2 separate regions of the Homo sapiens genome follow, and region 2 is linked to region 1. A link is an interaction called in ENCODE POLR2A ChIA-PET data of the cell type or tissue named here. Cell type or tissue: Caco-2. All regions are shown on one strand.

What was found. ChIA-PET counts read pairs that join two places held together with the same protein. Peaks named below come from ENCODE experiments on the same cell type or tissue, not always from the same donor. Only the 100,000 strongest peaks of a DNase experiment are listed, where the experiment ranks them.
Region 2: POLR2A ChIA-PET joins it to region 1 with 5 read pairs; 2 of 35 experiments call an interaction of 5 or more read pairs at or near these places.

What each region holds. Positions count from the first base shown.
Region 1 is chr11:66,787,990-66,791,989 of GRCh38, forward strand. TOP6BL (TOP6B like initiator of meiotic double strand breaks) reads left to right here. Exons shown (of 15, transcript NM_001302084.2): 3 at 171-280. Among named protein-coding and RNA genes, the nearest start is that of TOP6BL, 45 kb to the left of the region's middle. In Caco-2, no CTCF peak of the experiment used is centred here; DNase peaks (open chromatin) are centred at 935, 1,542 and 2,012.
Region 2 is chr11:67,038,490-67,042,489 of GRCh38, forward strand. It overlaps SYT12 (synaptotagmin 12), which reads left to right. Exons shown (of 8, transcript NM_177963.4): 4 at 1,322-1,714. Among named protein-coding and RNA genes, the nearest start is that of MIR6860, 5.2 kb to the right of the region's middle. In Caco-2, no CTCF peak of the experiment used is centred here; DNase peaks (open chromatin) are centred at 1,643 and 3,402.

The DNA.
Region 1 (4,000 bases):
TCAAGCAATTTGCTGATGCATAGCCATTTCCAGTCATATTTTAAATCTTGTAGATAATCTTTTCATCAGGGAAAAGCCTTCTTGGCTCACCAGTTTAATAAACAAATCCAGAAATCCTGGTTCTTATCCAAACTGCTTGTTTGACTTTGTTGCCATTTCTTCTCACACAGAAATACAGTCCATACTGCCCGGAATCTCTGCAAAGCTGACTTGGACTTCAGAGGAAGGCAGCTATTCTCAGGATATGACAGGGGTAACACCCTTCCAGATGATTTTTGAGGCAGGTTTTGTTGTGGTCTTATAAATTACTAATGATTTTATTCTTATTTTTCTGCAATCTAATAACAAGAAAGAAAAGCCTAGGTCCATCAAAGTTCCAAGCTGGAATGAAATAAGGCAATGGTTCCCAAACTTGCCTGTGCAGACATTAGATCACCTAGGAGCTCCCAAAATACTGTCGTCTGTGTCCCACTCTGAGTGATTGTGATTTAATTGGTCTGGGTGTTGTAATTATTAGTCTTCTTGGGCTGCCATAACAAAATACCACAGACTAGATGGCTTAAGCAATAGAGATTTATTTTCTCACAGTTCTGGAGGCTAGACGTCCAAGATCAAGGTGCTGTCAGGGCTGGCTTTGGTGAGGCCTCTCTTCCTGGCTTGTAGACTACTGCCTTGTCACTGTGTCCTTACATGGCTTTTTTTCTGCATGTGGATGAAAAGAAAGAGATCTCTAATGTCTCTTTATTTTTATTGAAAATTTTTTTGGTAGAGATGTGGTCTTGCTATGTCGCACAGTCTGGAGTGCAGTGGCTATTCACAGGTGCAGTCATAGCACACTACAGACTTGAACTCCTGAGCTTAAGTGATCTTCCTGCCTCAGCCTGCCGAGTAGCTGGTAGCTGGGACTACAGGTGGGAACTACTGGCACCTGGCTCTGGTGTATCTTTTTATAAGGACACCAGTCCTATTAAGACCTGGGGTCAGTGCCCTACCCTTGTGACCTCATTTAATCTTAATAACCTCCTGAGGGCCCTGCCTCCAAACACAGTCACTTTGGGGCTTAGAACTTCAGCATATGGATTTTGAGGGACACACTCAGTCCGTAATAGGTATGGCATAGGCTTTGGAACATTTTTTAGATCCCAGGTGATTCCTAATATGCAGATGAATTTGAGAACCACTGAAACAAGCCCTTATTTGAATTTGGATCTCCTAATAAAGAAAATTAAAAGTGACTCCCAGTGCAGATCCTACCTGGATACATTTTTATTAGTTTGGTTTAGAGATCTCTTTATCGACTTATTTGTAGTCCAGATTTATGAGGGTGATAATTCATTCTCCATTCCCTTTAACAGGTCTCTCATCTCCTATTTTCCTTCCTTAGAGTTGGTGGAGACATAACGAATTAGAGTGCTTTAAACATTCTCCCAGGAAGCCCTTGGGCAGCCTTTCTCCATGTTTGAATAATTATATGCTCATTCTGAAAGGAATGGGTATGGTATCAGGACAACAGATATCCCTGGCTGTGCCTTATCTTCTTTAGGAGAATGGAGGGTAAACAATCTGGAGCAATTAATGGTTAGTCAGCTCTGAAACTATTCATGTCAAGTAGCAATAAAAAGGTGATTCCAGTGAACCAAGAAGGGCAATTCTAGGAAATGAGGTTCTGTGTTTCAGTCAGCCTGAACAAGCAGTAAGTTGTATACATAACATTTATATATATTATGTAAGCATCCTGACAAGTCTATGAAGTGGGTAGGATGAGGATTATCACCCCATTTTACAGACCAGAAAGTTGAGATTCAGAGAACTTGACTGACTCTCCCAGTGTCATACAACAGTTAAATGGCAGAATTAGAACTTGAACCAAAGTCTGACTCATATAGATCAGGGCTATTTCAATATTTACTTATTCATCCAGACGTGTGTTTGTTCAAGTCAGTGTCAGTGAGCTAGATACTATCTGTAGGTACAGTGTCTTAAGATATGTTACTTGATCCTGGCTGGGCGCCGTGGCTCACACCTGTAATCCCAGCACTTTGGGAGGCTGAGGCGGGTGGATCATGAGGTCCGGAGATTGAGACCATCCTGGCTAACACGGTGAAATCCCGTCTCTACAAAAAATACAAAAAATTAGCCGGGTGTGGTGGCAGCCTGTAGTCCCAGCTACTCTGGAGGCTGAGGCAGGAGAATGGTGTGAACCCGGGAGGCGGAGCTTGAAGTGAGCCGAGATGGCGCCATTGCACTCCAGCATGGGTGATAGAGTGAGACTCTGCCTCAAAAAAAAAAAAGATATGTTACTTGATCCCAAGGAACCTGGAATATAAATAGAAAGATCAAGAAGTAAACACGTAATTACAATACGGTGTGATTCCCAGGATGGATGATAGAAGTGAGCCCTGAATGCTATGTTAGCATGGAGGAAGGGCATCTAATCCATGGGAAGAGGTTGAAGTCTGGAGGTCTTGATGAGACTGAAAAACAGATTTGCTGGGTGTAGGAGATTCTGACACTTGAAAGAATAGGAAGTTGTTATCAGAGTGATAAAGTTTCTCTTATTTCTTTATTGCAAAAGTAGTGTTTCCCTCAGAAAAATCAAAGTATGATCAAAACAAACATTTAGAATACACATAATTTGGCCTTTCAAGGCAGCCGTTATTAACACCTTGGTGTACATCTTTTCACAATAGAGTGGGACATTTCAATTTAAGATTTTCAGAATGGAACAGTTCCAAGCCGTGGCCATGGAAATAGGTGGCTGGGAATGAGTGGAGGTCAAGGTCATTATTGTTGAAGAGGTCAGGGAACTGTGAGACTAAGTTATTGCTTAGGCTAGTTATCTGCTTGGATATGGATGTCAGTCAAGATGATGACAGCATTTGGCATACAGAGGAAAACTGTGAGCTTAGTGACCAGCAGTCAGCTGGTGATGGAGATGAGAAGTAAAATAATAGTATAGTCAAACGGCATTAGCCTCAAGGGAACAAGGATTTCCTCATGCATTTCTTCCATTATATCTCATTGTTTTTGGTACTGTGCAGCTATGTAGACAATATTTGAATGAAGAGAATGAGAAGAGATAAAAGGGAGATTGTAAAAGATTTCATCATGGATGCCTCAATTGAGGAGAAAGGTTAAGTAGCAAGGTTCACAGCAAAGGCTAATAGAGACTCCATGGAAAAGCTATAATAAATGATCCATTAATTTGGGCCTGCGAGGAAAGTCAATTGCAAGGAAGACTGAGGAAAGTTTCATTTAGGAGAGATATTGGGTTTTGTGTTTATGCCCACAGCTAGTCTTACATCTTGGTGTTCATTAGGCTGGGTAACATGTCCCTTCAAAAGCAATCTGATTTTATAAGATCTTCTTGACAGCTTTATCCAGTTTAATATTTATTTTTGTAATAATACTAAGTGATCAAGTGAATGGAGTTATACATATATACATACAAACATATATATGCACAAACATATCTATATATTTATACATCTGTACTTCTGTGTGTATGTATCTAAGGTGAGGGGGCAAGAGAGAGAGACAGACTTTCTTCTAGAAAGTGATATAAGGGCTCATGACTGTATAAGTTCATATTTGAAAACATACTTCTATATTCTGTCATATAATTAGACATATTTAAAGGTGAAGGCTAAAACCATATGATTCAATAGTAGTTTCTGCTGTGCACGGCTGGCAGCATCTATTTTTTTCATAACAGTAAATAAGTAAATTCACTGCTTCTGTAGGTATGTCAGGCTGGGGTACTGGGTCTCTAACACCCAACACCCAACTGTAAAAGGCTTTGTCATCTCTCTCTTCCTCTTTCTAATAATTTTTTTTTTTTTTTTTGGGAGGGAGTCTTGCTCTGTGGCCCAGGCTGGAGTGTAGTGGCGCGATCTCAGCTCACTGCAAGCTCCGCCTCCCAGGTTCATGCCATTCTCCTGCCTCAGCCTCCTGAGTAGCTGGGACTACAGGCACTCGCCACCATGCCTGGCTAATTTTT
Region 2 (4,000 bases), 250 kb after region 1:
TGAGTGTCACCCAACATGAAAGCTTCCTGTGTTGTAAACTTCCCTTGTGGCTGCTCCATCATCTCTTGAGTAGCTGGCTTCTGGTATTCTTACCCATTCTTCTTCTGGGACACTTAGATTGCTAGCTGCTTTTCCTTTTTCTAAACATCACTGCAATCGACAACTTGATGTATGGAATTCTGTCCCTACAAATATACATATTAAGAAAAAGTTGAAGGGCTGGGCGTGGTGGCTCACGCCTGTAATCTCAGCACTTTGGGAGGCTGAGGCAGGCAGATCACAAGGTCAGGAGTTCAAGACCAGCCTGGCCAACATACTGAAACCCTGTCTCTACTAAAAATACAAAAATTAGCTGGGTGTGGTGGCAGGCGCCTGTAGTCCCAGCTACTTGGGAGGCTGAGGCAGGAGAATTGCTTGAACCCAGGAGGCAGAGGTTGCAGTGAGGCAAGATCATGCCACTGCACTCCAGGCTGGGCGATGCAGCGAGACTCTGTCTCAAAAAATAAATAAATAAATAAATAAATAAATAGTTGGCCAGGAGTGGTGGCTCGCACCTGTAATCCCAGCACTTTGGGAGGCCGAGGCAGGCAGATCACCTGAGGTCGGGAGTTCCAGACCAGCCTGGCCAACATGGAGAAACCCTGTCTCTACTAAAAATACAAAATTAGCCGGGCGTGGTGGTGTGCACCTGTAATCCCGGGTCCTCAGGAGGCTGAGGCAGGAGAATTGCTTGAACCTGGGAGGGGGAGGTTGCAGTGAATGGAGATCGAGCCACTGCACTCCAGCCTGGTGACAGAGTGAGACTCTCTCAAAAAAAACAAATGTTTCATATACCCCTAGGCTGGGCACGGTGGCTCACGCCTGTAATCCCAGCACTTTGGGAGGCCGAGGTAGGTGGGCAGATCACCTGAGATTGGGAGTTCGAGACTAGCCTGACCAACATGGAGAAACCCCATCTCTACTAAAAATACAAAATTAGCCAGACATGGTGGCGCACCCCTGTAATCCCAGCTACTCAGGAGGCTGAGGCAGGAGAATCACTTGAACCCTGGATGCAGAGGTTGCAGTGAGCCGAGATCACGCCATTGCACTCCAGCCTGGGCAACAAGAGCAAAACTCCATCTCAAAAAAATGAGTAAATAAATAAGTGACATGAAATAATATTAAACAGCGACCTTCCTAGCTAAGGGATGCAGGGCTTCTGTGAAAGGGGAACTTGGAGATTCGAGAATGAACAGGCCTTACTCATCTCTTTGCCGTCTCCCAGTGACCTTGCCTATGGCCCCCATGATGCTCCCACGTCCCTCTTTCTCACCCCTAGAGAGTGCCTGCCTGGAATGCCCAGCGGGCCAGCACGCGGGGACCACCCAGCCGCAAAGGCAGTCTCAGCATTGAGGACACCTTTGAGAGCATCAGTGAACTGGGGCCTCTGGAGCTGATGGGCCGGGAGTTGGACCTGGCCCCCTATGGGACCCTCCGGAAGTCCCAGTCGGCCGACTCCCTGAACTCCATCTCCTCCGTGAGCAACACCTTTGGGCAGGACTTCACACTGGGCCAGGTGGAGGTGAGCATGGAGTACGACACTGCCTCCCACACGCTGAACGTGGCGGTGATGCAGGGCAAGGACCTCCTGGAGCGGGAGGAGGCCAGCTTCGAGTCCTGCTTCATGCGCGTCAGCCTGCTGCCGGACGAGCAGATCGTGGGCATTTCTCGGGTAAGTGGGGCTCAGGGCGGGGCAGAAGGGTGCTCTGGGCTCACTAGATGCCTCCCAGGCAGGCATGGCGGTGGGGCCCGGCAGGATCCCAGAAAGGCAGTAGAGTGCAAGTATGGATGCTGATCCCAGAGCTGAAGCTTCAGACTGTAGAGGGAGCTCTGTACAGAGCTGGGAGGTGGGGGGCTCCACCTGAAGGCTCCCATTGTGTGGAGTTCTTAGCGGTCCCACCAGGTGAATACAGAATGTGGCAACTGTCGTTGTCCACATCTGCCCTGTGTCAACATGGGGTCCCGGCAGAAAAGGGATGACATGCTTAAGAAGGCTAATTTGGGGAGGGCTTAATAACAGGACTGGGGCTGGTTGTGGTGGCTCATGCCTCTAATCTCAGCACTTTGGGAGGCCGAGGCGGGCAGATCATGAGGTCAGGAGATCGAGACCATCCTGCCTAACACGGTGAAACCCCATCTCTACTAAAATACAAAAAATTAGCCGGGCGTGGTGGCGGGCACCTGTAGTCCCAGCTACTCGGGAGGCTGAGGCAGGAGAATGGCGTGAACCTGGGAGGCAGAGCTTGCAGTGAGCCGAGATCGTGCCACTGCACTCCAGCCTGGGCGACAGAGGGAGACTCTGTCTCAAAATAAATAAATAAATAAAAATAAAACAGGACTGTCCAGGTACAGTGATTCATGCCTGTAATCCCAGCACTTTGGGAGGCCAAGGTGGGAGGATTGCTTGAGCCTAACCAGGAGTTCAAGGCCAGCCTAGGCAACATGGCAAAACTCCTTCTCTACCAAAAAAAATAAAATAAAATAAAATAAATTAGCTGGCTGTGGTAGTGCCAGCTAATTTATAGTCCCAGCTACTTGGGAGGCTGAGATGGGAGGATCACTTGAGCCCAGGAGGTTGAGGCTGCAATGAGCCACGATTGCACCACTGCACTCCAGCCTGGGTGACAGAATGAGACCCTATCTCAAAAAATAAAAATAGGGCCAGGTGCAGTGGCTCACACCTGTAATCCCAGCCCTTTGGAGGCTGAGGCAGGTGGATCACCTGAGGTCAGATGTTTGAGACCAGCCTGGCCAATATGGTGAAACCCCGTCTCTACTAAAAATACAAAAATTAGCAGGGCATGTGGTGCACACCTGTAATCCCAGCTATTGAGGTGGCTGAGGCAGGAGAATTGCATGAACTCAGGAGGCGGAGGTTGCAATGAGCCGAGATCATGCCACTGCACTCCAGCCTGGGCGACAGAGTGAGACTCCGTCTCAAAAATAATAAATAAATAAATAAATTTTAAAAATGAAAATAATAAGACCATTTAGAGTGGTGCGGATGGGGTGTGGGGCAGCCTCAGGGATGGCATGGTACCCTGGAAGGGCGTAACAGGAGGGGCTGTCCCACTCTAGATCTGAAGGGGTGAGGGGAAGGTGAGGTTACTGGGCCCAAAAGGATAGAGGGCCACCTTGTGTGGAGAGGGCTACCTTGGTGGAAGCTCTGCCCTTTGGCCAAGGGACATGGTCATCCCGCAACAATACTGCAGAGAGGGACTTCCCTCCCCCTCCAGTTTCCTTCTGGTGACCTCCACTGGCTGACCCAACCAGAAGCCAAAGGCCAAGGGAACCTGTTGACACAGCCCATGGAGGTCAACTCTCAGGGCCAGAGCAGAGGGGGGAAGGGTGGAGAATAAAGCGTGAGGGGCAGGGAAGGTGCCCAGTCCCTTAGGCTACCCTCCACACATCGCTGTAACTCACAGAACCAAGCCAACAGAGCCACATCTGGGCTGAAGGGTGGGGATAGCCTGTGAGCAGAGTGCGAGGAGGGCGTGTTTAGGGCATCAAGTTGGGGTGGCCCAGCTTCTGAGAGGCAGTATAGTGGGCGATTAGGAGCAGGACCCTGGAGCCTGACTGCCTGGGTTCAAATCCTTGTTCCACCTCTTCCTAGCAGTATGATCTTGGTTAAGTCAGTTTAGTACCCCATGACTCCGTTTCCCCATCTGTCAAATGGGCATCATGGTTATTGAGGAAGAGATGGGTTAATGTATGTGAAGTTCTTAGCCCAGCCTGGGTCAGTGCCTAGCAGGTTGGCTCTCAGGACCGTGCAGAGCTCCTGTCGTGCCCAGCCATGTTGCCTGTGGTTTGGGGACGCATTCCTTGAGGAGAGACATTGGCAGACAGCAGCCGCCACAGCCTGATGTGTGCTGAGAACCTGGTTCACAGAGCCCAGTGCATCCATGATTCTCTCATTAGCCCCTGACGCCAACAGGACAGATTGTTAGGGCATCTTACA